2 separate regions of the Homo sapiens genome follow, and region 1 is linked to region 2. The links are chromatin contacts, found by Hi-C or POLR2A ChIA-PET in ENCODE. All regions are on one chromosome and are shown on one strand. Each heading gives the region's core, a stretch centred on a gene start or an enhancer-like site at or near the end of the contact. The rest is flanking DNA. Distances are from core to core; before and after follow the strand shown.

Region 1 (6,676 bases), core at 3,588-6,087, 170 kb before region 2:
GGGAAGATGGCCCAAAACCACACCCCATGCAGCCCTGCGTCCCAAAGACCCCCAGAGCAGGAAGGGAGGGGCTGCGGGGGACCCCTGTAGCCAGCTCCTCCCAGAGCCCTGGCCCAGGCAGCCTCCCTGCAGCTTCCACTGGGGGAGCGCGCGGCCTGCAGGGGCGCCTGGGAAGAGCAGATCTCACCCTCCTGGGCTTCACAATCCAGTGTGGGGTGGCAGGGAGGAAAGAAACAAACACCCCGGGACCCCTCAGGGACAAACGCTTAGAAGAAAATGCGGGGCTGGGTGTGTCGGCGTGCGCTGGGGACCCAGCTACAGGCTCTGGGCTCTGTGGGCTGGTACCGGCACTGTGGGCCCCACTACTCAGGAGGCCCAGTGAGGAGGATTGCTTGAGCCTGGGAGGTTGAGGCTGCAGGGAGCTGTGATGAGGCCACTGCATTCCAGCCTGGGCGACAGAGCAAGGCCCTCTCTTAAAAATAAACTATTTAAGGAGGGACACAGGGCTGCAGAGTGAGGCCGGTCCCAGGGCAAGGGATGCGTCCCTGCAGAGGGCACATGCACAGGCCCTGCGGTAGGAAGGGTGACCTGCAGATGGACTGTGGCAGCAGCCGCCTTCCAGACAAGCAGACACAGTGTCCCTCCCACACGCTTTTCTACATGGCAGCAGGGAGAAGAGGACATAGGATCCAGAGAAAGGCGGCTCTGGGCTGGAGTGCAGGTGGGCAGTGGGGATACCCAGCGGTCAGGGAGGAAGGCAGGGCCCACAGGGAACACAGGGAGAGGCCCTGGACCAAGGGGATGCCCTGACACTGGAGAAGCTACAGACATAAGGGCGGAATGCAGGGAAGATCAGGGAAATAGCAGGTCCAGGAAAAGAAAAGGTGTCCCAGAAAGAGACTGCAGTGCCAGGTCACTGCTCGGCCATGCCAGGGTTGACTCATCCCTGAGTTGCTGAGCCCCTGGCAGGAAAGCTGCGCCATGGCTCCAGGACTGAGTGTGAATGCCACTGGCCCTGCCCACGCTTGTGGCCAGGCTCCCTCCGCTCTGCTCCTCCGAGGCCTTCCCCGCTCTTCATGGACCCTGTGGTCCTCTTGCCTTGCTTGGCCTTGGTGGCATGAGACACAGCTGTGGCTGCCCGGGACGCAGCTCAGTTCTCTTCCTGCTTCACAGCTGCTCGTCACCCCTAGGGGCCCTCTTCTCTCCTCTGCCCCCAAACAGGCCACAGGGGATCCCAGACTTCTCTCTCCAGCTCCTTTTACAGGCGTACCTCCCCAGTGGCCTCCCGGACCCCCATGACCACTCCCACCCCCCACCCAAATCCCACAGGCTCTACCTGCAAACACACCCGGAATCCAGCGGCCTCTTACCCTCTGCTGCCGTGGGGCTGCTGTCCTTCTCAGTCTGCCGTCACCTCCTCACAAGCCCCGCAAGTCCCTTCCCTACCGGCAGCCAGAAGCTCCCGTTACCAAACCTTGTCCTTGCCCCAGCCCCGCAAGGCCTAGGGGGAGGCCTCTCCACCCAGTGTCCCACAGCCAAGCCTGGCTCCTGCCCCCACTGAATCCCAGAGGGCACCTCCCCAGGGCGTGTGTGACGAGTGTGCCCCAGACCCCATCTTTTATAGTAATGGAGACCTCACCCTGTGCCAGGGCACACAGCTGCCCATAACACAGGACACTGAGTTATATTTGAATTTTGGATAAACAATATTTAGTGTGAGGAATCCCTAACACTGCAGGGATAAACAGGAATCTGGCTGTTCCTGGACTTGATTGCCTAAATCTGTCAATATAAGCCTAGAAATAGGGCTATGTTCCTGGCCTCCCTTGCAGCTAGAAAGGCGTGAGGAAGGCTGACCAATGGGACATGAGCACCACCCAGGCCATGCCCCCAAAGACATGGCCCAGCCTCCCAGCCTCTGAGCAGGTGCTGGTGGCCGGCACTGGTTCCTGCCCCACACCCCACCCTGCCTGGGCCTGCAGTGACCTCAGGCCCCTGCTCTCCCTGGCCTGCATTAGAGGGCGCAGACATCCTCCCGGCTGGACACCTGACTCAGTCTCTCCACGTGTGCCAGCTCCAAGGGAGGACTCTGTTCACTGTGGATACCAGGCACGTCCAGCTCCACCCGCCCGAGGCAGGGCAGGGCTTGGGGCCCCAGGGCCAGGGAACCAAAGCCCCAGAGGCCAAGTCCCACCTAGGGCACCTGGCAGTCACCTCCAGCCTGCTGTTCACCTGGATTTGTTCCTAACCATGTTCCTGCATTACTTTGATAAAAGGCTCTAATTTTACTGAAAAAGCATTTACAGAATGAATGAAAAGAGGGAGGTGCCCGCTTCAGCTGGAGGTCACCTGGGTGCTGTGTGCACAGGTGTGTGGATGGCAGTACGGCCTCATCAAGTTCCCATCCAGAGCTCCCCAGTGACCAGGGTCCAGGCTCAGGGCTGCAGGTGGGAGCTGGCAGGGGAGATGATGCTGTGTGGGGTGGCCCTGCCCTCTCTCCCCGGGACCCTCTGTCTCCCACAGTCTCAGGCAGCTGGTCCACCAGTTCAGTGGTGCAGGAGCCTGGAGGGGCTCAGCCCTGGGGCAGCTGCTCTGGGGGCTCAGGGGGGTCAGGCCGATTTCTACACTTCCCCAGCCTCAAAACAAGGGGAGGCAGGCAGGGGAGCAGGTACGAGGAAGCACAGGTCACTGAGGTCGGACGTGTGTGTCCACCTCTCCGCACGGGCACTGGTATGGGACAGCAGCCAAGAGGGCTCGCCCAGCTGGAACAGCTGGGGAAACCCAAGCCCAGAGAGGGGCCCAACCCAGGACTGCCGGGGGCGACGCAGGGGCTCTGGTGGCCAGAACAGAGAGACAGGACACAGGCGTGCCACTGGGCATTTATTCACACGGAGCAGCGTGGTCCTCAGTGCCCCGCTGGCCAGCAGGCACACAGGGCACGGCGCTCTGCCTGCAGCAGTAGGGTCTCCGTCTGCAAAGCAACAAGAGGGGTGAGGGTGCAGCCCAGCTGCCCACTGGCATTCCCCTGGGCCTCCACCCACCCAAGGCAGCCCTATCTCCACCGGCTCCTGAGACAGACAAGGTCAGGCCCTGGCTCTAACCCCCACACCCAGAGCCTCCCACTCATCTCTTTCCTCTGCAGTGGCTCCCACTGGTGGGGCCTGCCTGGGGTCTGCTGGTGCCCACGCCATGCCAGCGTGCCCACCTGCCTTCTTCCAGCTCCCACACCACCCGCAGGGGTCCACTGTCCCCCACTCCCTGCCACCCTCATGCCTAAGGATAGGTGGGGGCTGCTCCTCCCAAGAGCTCAGTTCCAGGCTCTGTGAGTGGGGAGAGGGCTCCAGGTCTTAGTCGGAGCCCTCTGGAGTGTTCCCAAGAAGGACACTAGGGCTGGTGGGGGGTGGGACCAGGCAGGGTCTTCCCTGCTTTCTCCTTCCTAGAATTCTCCCTTTCCAGGAAGAAGCTTGAGCCCCGGCACAAACAAAAACTCCTTGGCTGCACCCCATGGCGTGGGGGCTCCCTGTTCATCCAGGCTTGGAGGGGCCTTAACCAACCTGTGCATCCACCCAGGATCCAGACCACCCTGCCCAGCCTGACCCCCCATTCCTGACACTTTCGCCACATCCTCCGGCCTCAGTTTCTCCTCTGCCCTGGGGCCTTGCCGCCCACCTAGGGGATCCTGGATTGGGCTGACAGTCCTTCCCCAGGGTCCAGATCTGTCACAGCCCTCAGGAGTGGCGGTCATAGGACAAAGTGCCCAGTGAGAGCCTTCTGGGGGAGGGGCTAGAAATAGAGTATGCTGGAGAGAGGGGCGTCTCATAGGTGAGACAGGTGCCCAGAATGCCCCTTGGATGACTGGAGCCAGAGGAAGGGGGCAAGGTGCGGCATCTTAAATCGGGGTGAAGGATGAGGGACACTCCACTCCCGCAGGGGGCCTCTTCCTCATCCTCCCTGCCCTCCCCACCCCCTGGGAAGCCCGGGAGGACCGTCGCGCCGCGGGCGCTCACCCGCGCGTCCAGGCTGCAGGCTGTCTTCCGCAGGTCCTGCAGGGCGCGCTGCATGAACTCGAAGGCGTGGCAGTCCACGCATGGGCGGCCTGCGGGGGGCGCGGGTCAGGGTGGAGGGGGCGCAGGGGGGGTCACCCGCAAGGCCCCCACGCACTCTGGGCCCGTCCACCCAGTGCCAAAGAGCGCACGTCCCCACTCCCCAAGCCACCATCTCCCGCGAAGGGGAGGACCCGCTCCCGGGAACAAAGGCGAGGCGCGGTCCTCCCCGCAGAGCCCCGGCCCCGCACGCCCCTGTCGCCAGCCCCGCCCCGCTCCCCGGAACCCGGCCCCCGGCACCTACTCTGCGCGGGGACGGCACTCCCGGCGGGCTCGGCGCGGGCCCGGGCGCCCAGCAGCGCCAGACTCAGCAGCAGCAGCAGCAGCGGCGGCGGCGGCGGTGACATCGGGGACCGGCACGCGGGCGGGGGGGCCATGGCCAGCAGAGGGAGCGGGGCCGCCCTGAAGCCAGCGAGGGGTCAGCGGCGCCCGCCCCGCCCGCCCCGGGCCGGTGAGCCCCCGTCCCCTCCCGCGGGCCCCACGACCCTTGTCCAAGCCCCAGGCCTGGGAGCCCTGGACCCACCCACCCCGGGCCCGGGAGCCCCCTCCCCACCTCCGGTTCCCCGACTCCAGTCCGCCGGTCTCCGGGCCCAGCGAGCCTCTAGTCCGCGCCCCGTATCTAGAAAACGCCCATTCGGACGCCCGCACCACCGCCCTTACCGCGGTTCAGGGACCCCGGGACCAGCAGCGCGGGGACACCGGCAGACGTTCCGCGTCCGGCGCGCAACGCGCATGCGCTCCGACCCGACCCCGCCCGGGTTCCCCATCCGACGTCGTCGTCATGGAAACCCGAGACTGCGCTGGCCGCGGGTTTAGAGGAACCTAGGACGCTCCAGGAATCGGGTGTGCCTGGCCCTGGCCGGGGGCTGCCCCCGGGAGCAGCGTCCAGGCCCATGGCGGATGCAGTCTAGAGGACTGCCTGGAGGAGGCGGCGCCGGGGCGAGACCTCCAGAGCGCAAGGCCGGCGGGAGAAAAGCTGAGGAAGTGGGAAATCTGTGGCTGGAGCTCAGCAGGTCAGGAGCGATCCTGAGGGAGCTGCTCGATGCTCGCGAGGCGCGGGGAGCTGCGCATGCAAACGCTTGGCCTCCGACCGCGGGCGAGTGGGGTCCAGTGTGGGGTCGCACCGCCCGGAGAGAGCTGGTCTGGGGGATCGGCTCGGGGGATCCGCCCTCGCCCGGCTTTTCCCTGGCCCAGCCTCTCCCCGATCCTCGGGCGTCAGGGTGGGCACCAGCCTGCTCGGTCCCTCCCGGCTACCCACCCCCAACCCAGGGTCCTCCTCTCCGCCTCTCGGTGTCCTCGGAGACCGGAGAACCGCTTGCGCGGAGCCCCGACCACAGGTCCTCGGCCTCTCTGTGCCGATTTCAGTCCCGTGAACTCAGGGCTGTTGGCCTTAAAGAGCGCCGTGCAGCCAGTGGCCCCCGGGGGCGCCCGGCAAGTGCGAATCTGGGCCCCGGACGCCCTGGGAGGGATGGTCCCAGCCGTCGGAGCCAGGCCCCCACGCCGACACCGACACAGGCGGTGGCCTCCTCAGAAGGCGCCCCAGGCGCACGTGGGTGCTGGCGCCCCCGCTCCCCCCCCACCCCACCCAGCAGCCCGCGCTGTGGCCGGGAGCTCAGGGACTAACCACACCTCCCGCCAGACCCTCTTCTTGGTGGGCGGAGCCGCACCCCTACCTGGAGGCCGCCCCGCTCGCCGTGCAGGACCCGGAGCCTCGGGCGCCCCCCTCCCCAGCCTAGCCGACCTCTACCCCCAACCCCCGGGGTTCTGGCCGGTGGTCTTCCCGGCACAAGCTGGGACTGCGGACGCACCTGCTTCTCGCGTGGTCAGAGCCGCCCCTGCCCCGGCCGGACGCGGGTGTCCTGACCCTAAGAGTGGGTGGGAGGGTGGGTTGGGGAAGCGTGCCCGTGACTGCCGCTGCCTCCTCCGGGTTGGGCCGACGCCGGGCTTCGGGGACCCGGTCGCACCTCGGGGGTGTGCTGCATCCTCAGCGCGCTGAAACGCACGCGGGGCCCGAGGGGCCGGGTGGGGGCTGCGGGCCGCTGTCCCAGGCGCCTGGGGAGGCAGCGGCCCTCCCGAGTGTCGGGCTAGTGCGCACTTCCGCGCTCTTCTCCACTCGGAGCCAAGAGCCCGGGAGCAGGCCGTCGCGGTCCCCCAGTGGGGCGGGAGCCGTAGAGGGGTAGCCCCGCGCTGTTGCCGGGGCCGCGGAGCCCTGGGGGGGACGTGCCTCCGGGGACGCGCCGGGCCGCAGGCGTCCTTCTCCCCTTCGGTCCCACGCTGCGCCCGCTCGCGACCTGCTCCTATCACCCCTGCCCCTAGCGCCCACGGACAGTCGCGCCCACGGACAATCTAATCCCAGCACTTTGGGAGGCCAAGGCCGGTGGATCACCTGGGGTCAGGAGTTCAAGACCAGCCTGGCCAACATGGCGAAACCCCGTGTCTACTAAAAATACAAAAATTAGCCGGGTATGGTGGCACGCGCCTGTAATCCCAGCTACTGGGGAGGCTGAGGCAGGAGAATCATTTGAACCCAGGAGGCAGAGGTTGCAGTGAGCTGAGATCACACCACTGCACTC
Region 2 (6,388 bases), core at 2,476-4,975:
TGGTGGCATCTGCCTGTAGTCCTAACTACTTAGGAGAATGAGCTGGGAGGAAAGCTTGAGCCCAGGAGTGCCAGGTTACAGTGAGCTATGATTGAACCACTGCACTCCACACCAGGTAACAGGTGAGACCCTATCTCAAAAGAAAAGAGCAATATTGCAACCAATAGACAAATATAAAATGCTAGAGTCCCTGGGTTACCAACACAAGTCTTTTTCTCCCCCAAAGTACTCGCTGTAAATAACCATTCATTAAAAAGGAATTAGCAAATCATACAGTTTACAAATACAAGCCTAATCCTCTAAAGCCCCCATGTCATCTCCTCTTTCGTATTCTGTGTACTTTATATTTTTTTATCTTCACCAAGGATAGAGAAATTGACGAGGTAGATTTCTTGCTCCATCTTGGTGGTAGTACAGATCTGTTCTACTACTTGTTGGACTTATATACTTGCAATGTTTCAGAGTGACCTTAGCCAAGCCATTTCCTTTCTAGACTCAGCTTCTTCTCCCAGATGCTCCATTACTTACAAAACAGAGAGGCAAACAGGCCAGATATCGGCATTAAAATGGGCTGTTTGTTTACCCTAAGCCATATACCCATTTATTCGGCACTTACTGAGTGTATGCCATGAGAATGCACCAGCAGAGGCAATGCTGCCCAAGGCAATGACAGAGTCCTACCTCTAAGAGTTAACCCAACAGGGGAGAAAGGTCACAAGTGGCCATTAAAAAGCCATGAATTATGCTCAAAGAGGAAGGACAGGTGGCAGGTAGTCCACACCCAAGAACAGCCCACACAAAGGCCTGGAGTCAGGACATGGTACCACGTATTTGGAGAACAAGGTCACACTTACTACAATCAAGCAAAACAAGAGACTGAGGCTCAGAAGACTAAAATGCTTATCCAAAGTTGTATGCATTCTATGGCCATGAGCAGCCCACCAAAAAACAAAACAAAAACAAAAAGGCAAAACCAAACACGTAGATCAGAATATATGAGTAAAAAGCCTTATGGCTTCTGTTGCTGCTGATTAATTATTTACTTAGAAAGGTTATTTGCCCACTTGCCCAGCTAAAAAGGACAGGGCAGAGCCAGGAAGGCTGAGTGTGCCTGTAGTAACCACTACTCAGGAGGCTGAGGCGGGAGAATCACTTGAGCCCAAGAGTTTGGGACTGAAGTGCACCATGATTGCTCTCCTCTGAAATAGCCACTGCACTCAAGCCTGGGCCACATAGAGAGACCCTGTCTCTAAAAATAAATAAATAGCACAGGACAAAATACGTTTGGATTATGAACTTCAGCACCATCTTAGCACTTCTTTTAAGTTCTTGCTTGGTAAAGAGAATCCTGTAGCTTAGTAAGCCTAATTCCAGCTACTTTTGCATGTTTTACACTGAATCTTCAAACAAAAAAAGTTCACATTCTGCCATGTGAGTAAACTTTGTAAGATTTGATTACTTTTAGAAGGAGAAGATAATCTGAATAGGCAGAAGGCTGTACCCATGTAAGCCCCACAGGATTAGGAGGAGTGGGTTGTCTTCTACCTATTCAGATTATCTTCCTGACTCATTCTAGGACTCTGCTTAATGCTTCATTTGGGTCCGCACACTTCAGCAAGTACTGGTTTGAAAGCCCTGGATAAGCTGATTGCATAGAAACAAAGCAAGTCGCACCTGCAGCCTGCTGACCTTATAATTTTGTTGTGCATGGCTCCAAAAGTTATATTAGTTTATATGTTACATACGAATAGATACGATAAATTGTCCATCATTCTTTCAAATTCTCAGTTAATTACCTCATACTCTTAAAATAAAATCTTTACTGTTATAATCAGAGGCCAGACTCTGGTATTAATGCAGTCAGGAGAGGACAATTTTTGTACTGAGATCAGAGCTCTTCACAAAAGCTTACACAAACTCAAAATTGTGCAGTAAGTCCTCACTCTACCAACCATCAGCCCAAAACTGAAGGTTGCTGGGTTTGGGTGGCTGAGAAAATGGAAGGAAAGAAAAGGAAATGACTCAAAGTAATCGTGCTTAAAGCATGAGTCCTCTTCATCTCCATTTGGCAGTTTAGATTTGAACCACCATCAGTTGTGGGGAATGAGAGCACACATCAAGTACACAAGGAAAGGCTGTGCTCACAGAACTTGTTTGCTTTATGTTGTTGGCGTTCTGCTCTTTAAAATATTGTTGTTCTCATCACATTTAAATACGTAACTAGGGCACTTAAAACATTTTGGGAAAATTAAAAAGTTTAAGTCCCAAGTTCATAAATGGGATGGCTCCTAAGTTATTTTCCACGTTGATATTTGAAATACACAAAATAGAGTGAATATAACCCATGCGTGATGCTGGCGTTTAACTCATTTAAAAATCAAGGCTTGAAAGTCTGTGAAGCAGGTGGGTAGCACTGAAGAGCTGCTCCTGAGCCAGGCCTGAACTTTATCCAATTAGTCTTGTCTTCACAGGGTCTGCGCGCTCTCTCTCTCTCTCTCTCTCTCTCTCTCTCTCTCTCTCTCTCTCACACACACACACACACACACACACACAAAATACACGTTATCTACCTAAAAACGATTAACGTCACCACATCAGTTTTGATACTATGTTTCCACTTGAATGTCAAAGCCCATCGTGGGCACAGAAAGATTCGTGCTGCAATGGGTCCTATACAATACCCTCATCCATTTTATTTCTACCGAAACTTAAGACCAGCATTTTTTAAACGCCGAGATTTTAAACCACGGTTCCTGTGAGTGGAGCAAAACCAGCCATTAAGTCGCCAGGTCCCATCTCATGCACTGAGGCTTCAAGGACTATCAATCTGCATCCTGGGGCGAGGGGAACATCCCAGGCGGAGGCCCGGACGCCGAGGGCGCGCAGCCCCCCAGCAGGGTACCCACACCCGGCTCACCCCCGCCTCCACCTGCCAAGGGCCGGACCGCGGCCCGGCTTCCCGGGGGAGCGTCCGCGCTGACCAACGCCCGGGCGCCGCGAGTGTCAACGCCAGACACCGCCTGCAAACAAAAAGCGACCCTCGGCCCGACCCCTGGCCCCGGCGCCGGCCCCGGGACCCCAACCTGCCCCTCCCACCGCGGCCGCCCCGGACCGGGGGCGCCGCACAAAGGCCGGCCCGACCCGCTCGGCGCCGCGGGAACAAAGGCGGCCGCCTCGGCCGGGCCGGGCACAGGTGCAGCCGCAGGGCCCGGCCGGGCCCAACATGGCCGCGCCCGCCCGCCCGGCCCCGTTAGCCGCCGCCGCCCGCAGGCCGCCGCCCCTCCCCTGCCCGGACTCGTCCCGGCCTCCGCGGTCCGCCCGGTCCTCCCGCCGGCCCTCAGGCCTCCGCGGTCCTCGCGGTCCCCACGACCCTCTCAGGCCGCCCGGCCTCCCGGTCCCCCAGCCCCTGAGCCGGCCCCTCAGGCCTCCTCAGTGCCCCCACTCCTCCCGGCGCTCCCGCCCCCTCAGGCCTCCGCGGTCCTCCCCGCCGCCCCTCAGGCCTCCCACAGCCCGGCCTCCCGGCCCCAGCCCCGGCGGTTGGCGGCCCGCGACTGTTGGGCGGGCGCCCCAGTGACCTGCGGTGCGTCGCATCCTCGGCGGGCGGCTCTCCGGAGCGGCAGGCTGGGAGGGGGCCGGGGCCGTGCGGCGGTAGGGCCCAGGCGGGGAGGGGGCGGCGGCGGCGGCGGGCGCAGCGCGGCCAGGCCGAGGCTCTCGCGCGCGGCGCCGACCCCGCCCCCGCGCCTCCCGCCCGCCGCCGCCGCCGCAGCCGGGGCCGCCGCCGCCTCGCAGAAGCCGCGGGAAAAGTGCGCGCCGCTGATTGGCTGCCGCGCTCGCGGGGCCCGCGGACCGGGCTTTTCAAATCCGCGCCGGGGCCGCGCACGGGCGGGGCGGGCAGGCACGCGGCGGGTGGGGGCCGCGCGGGCGGGCGGGGCTGGCAGCGCCGGGAGGGCCGGGCCGCGGGCCCCGCGAGCCGCCTCAGAGTAGCGCCGGGCGCGCGCCCTGCTCCCGCTACTCGGCGGCGCGCACCCGGCCCAGACCCGGCGCCCGCGGGCGCCGCGCTCAGTGACGTCACGATCCGCGCCCAATCACCGTCCGGAGCCGGCGCCCCCGAGCCGTGGGCGCGCGGCCGCGGAGGCTGGCGTTGGGCGCGCGGCCCGCCCGCGCGGGTCCCCAAGCTCCTGTCCCGTGAGAGGGGCGCGGGGCCTGGGGCCCGCGGGAGGCTGCTAGCGGCGTCCGCCTCGCGGAGCGGCAGTGCGGGGACGGGTGGGGAAACCGCCGCAGAGGCCCCGCCGTGGCGGGCCCGGAGCCTCAGAACAGACGTGGCGGAGAGGGTCAGACGCCACGACGGGGCAGGGCAGGGCGTCGTGCTCTTCCCGCCTAACGGCCGCAGGGCGTGAACGAGTCCCCCGGGCGAGGGTCCGACCCGGAGCTGGGCGCGGCTGCGGGAGGACCGCTCGCGAGGGGAGGACGCCTGGTCCAGGGGCGCTACCCCAGCGCCGCTGCGGTAGAGCCGGGCTTCAGGGGGTGGCGCGGGCGACTGCGTGCGGCACAGGGAGGAGGAGGAAGCGGCGCGGGCGAGCGGGGAAGTCAGACGCTGCAAAAAGTGGGCGGGCCGGGCGGTTGAAGCCGGTGTGATTTGCTGCCCGCCGCCCATGGAAGTTCGGCTCCTGCCTCCAGGTGCTGCCGGAGCCGGCGGCCTTGGGTTTTCTGTCACGCAGGTTCAGGGAGCCGGGAACACCTTCGGCCTTGAGCCTTAGTGTCTGCTCGAGCTTTACAGGCCCAGCTTGAGCCCTCGCTGAGAAGCGGGCCCAGGGGAGCCTGGCGAGAGTTTGGTCAAGGAGAGCTTTGTGAAAGTGCGCTACCCGGGCTATAGAACGACACCTCAGCCCAGGTCCTGCCTCCCCGGACCCACCTCCAGCCACCAAGGAGTGGCCACAGTTCACCTCCTCTTCCTCTCCCGCGCCGCCTCCGCTGCTGTCCCTTCACAGGTGCTGGGCCCCTGTATGGGTTGAGTTGTGGCCCCCCCAAAAAAACAAGGGTTGCTGCAAGACTTACTATAAGGCTACAGTAATTGAGACATTGTGGTACTGGTGGAAAAATACACAAATAGATCCATGAACAGAATAGAGAACCCGGATATAGACCACATAATGGAGTCAGCTGAGCTTGACTCTAGGAAATGGAATGGAGAAAAGACAGTCTTTTCGACAAATGGTGCTGGAACAACTGGATGTCCACATGCAAAAAAAAATCAGGCTAGACACAGACTTTACACCCTTAACAAAAATTAATTCAAAATGGAGCCAAGGCCAGTGGCTCACACCTGTGAGAAGTGTGAGCCAGCACTGTGGGAGGCCAAAGTGAAAGGATTGCTTGAGCCCAGGAGTTGGAGACCAGACTGGGCAACATAGCAAGACCTCGTCTCTATCACCAAACAAATAAATGAATTTTTAAAATTACGGCCAGTGCCAGGCATGGTGGCTCACACCTTTAATACAAGCACTTTGGAAGGCCGAGACAGGTGGATCGCCTGAGGTCAGGAGTTCGAGACCAGCCTGGCTAACATGGTGAAACCCCGTCTCTACTAAAAAAAAATACAAAAATTAGCCAGGCATAGTGACGGGCATCTGTAATCGCAACTATTCAGGAGGCTGAGGCAGGAGAATCACTTGAACCCGGGAAGTGGAGGTTGCAGTGAGCCGAGATCATGCCACTGCACTCTAGCCTGGGTGACAGAGCAAGACTGTCTCAAAAAATAAAAAATAACAAAAAGTGAATAAGCCAGGCACAGTGGCTCACACCTGTAGTTCTAGTTATTTGGAAATCCGAGGCAGGTGGATCATTTAGTTCTGGGCTATGCCAGTCAGGTGTCTGCACTAAGTTTGCCATCAGTATGGTGACTTCCCAGGAGCTGGGAACCACCAGGTTGCCTGAGGAGGGGGGAGCCAGCCCAGGTCAGAAACAGAGCAGGTCAAAACTCCCATGCTGATCAGTAGTGGGACTGCACCTGTGAATAGCCACTGCGCTTCAGCCAGGACAACATAGCAAGACCTCGTCTTAAAAAGTGGACAAAAAGGCAGTGGCTTACACCTGTAATCCCAGCATTTTGGGAGGCCAAGGCAGGAGGATCCCTTAAGGCTAGGAGTTTGAAACCAGCCTGATCAACATTGAAATCCTATCTCTACAAAAAAATAAAAAAACAGCTGGGCATGGTGGTGCATGCCTGTAGTCTCAGCTACTCAGGAGGCTGAGACAGAAGGATCTCCTGAGCCCAAGAGTTACATGAGGCTACAGCAAGCTGTGATTGCACCACTGCATTCCAATCTGGGCAACAGAATGTGACCCTGTCTATAGTAAAGTGGACAAAAGACCTCCACAGACGCCTCCC

Evidence for each region. A loop is a pair of places that touch in the nucleus more often than their neighbours do. ChIA-PET counts read pairs that join two places held with the same protein, here RNA polymerase II (POLR2A). Pooled maps may share reads with other maps.
Region 1: a pooled map shows a loop between it and region 2 (12-fold over the local background). The contact joins the promoter of NICOL1 here to the promoter of NSD2 in region 2. A Hi-C loop is called at or near these places in 3 of 50 pooled maps. POLR2A ChIA-PET finds 5 or more read pairs at or near these places in 2 of 52 experiments (HCT116 and activated B cell).

The regions. Positions count from the first base shown.
Region 1 is chr4:2,040,156-2,046,831 of GRCh38, reverse strand. It overlaps NICOL1 (NELL2 interacting cell ontogeny regulator 1), which reads right to left and starts at 4,837. Exons shown (of 4, transcript NM_001168243.4): 1 at 4,764-4,837; 2 at 4,348-4,505; 3 at 4,008-4,096; 4 at 2,868-2,971. The coding sequence starts at 4,480. The coding sequence ends at 2,906. It overlaps LOC124900839, which reads left to right and starts at 4,918. Exons shown (of 4, transcript XM_047416543.1): 1 at 4,918-5,116. RefSeq lists silencers at 4,249-4,458, 4,599-4,658, 4,699-4,798 and an enhancer at 5,197-5,698.
Region 2 is chr4:1,868,730-1,875,117 of GRCh38, reverse strand. It overlaps NSD2 (nuclear receptor binding SET domain protein 2), which reads right to left and starts at 3,725. Exons shown (of 22, transcript NM_001042424.3): 1 at 3,576-3,725. It also overlaps the pseudogene RN7SL671P. RefSeq lists silencers at 3,292-3,991, 4,042-4,271, 4,302-4,561 and an enhancer at 4,295-4,796.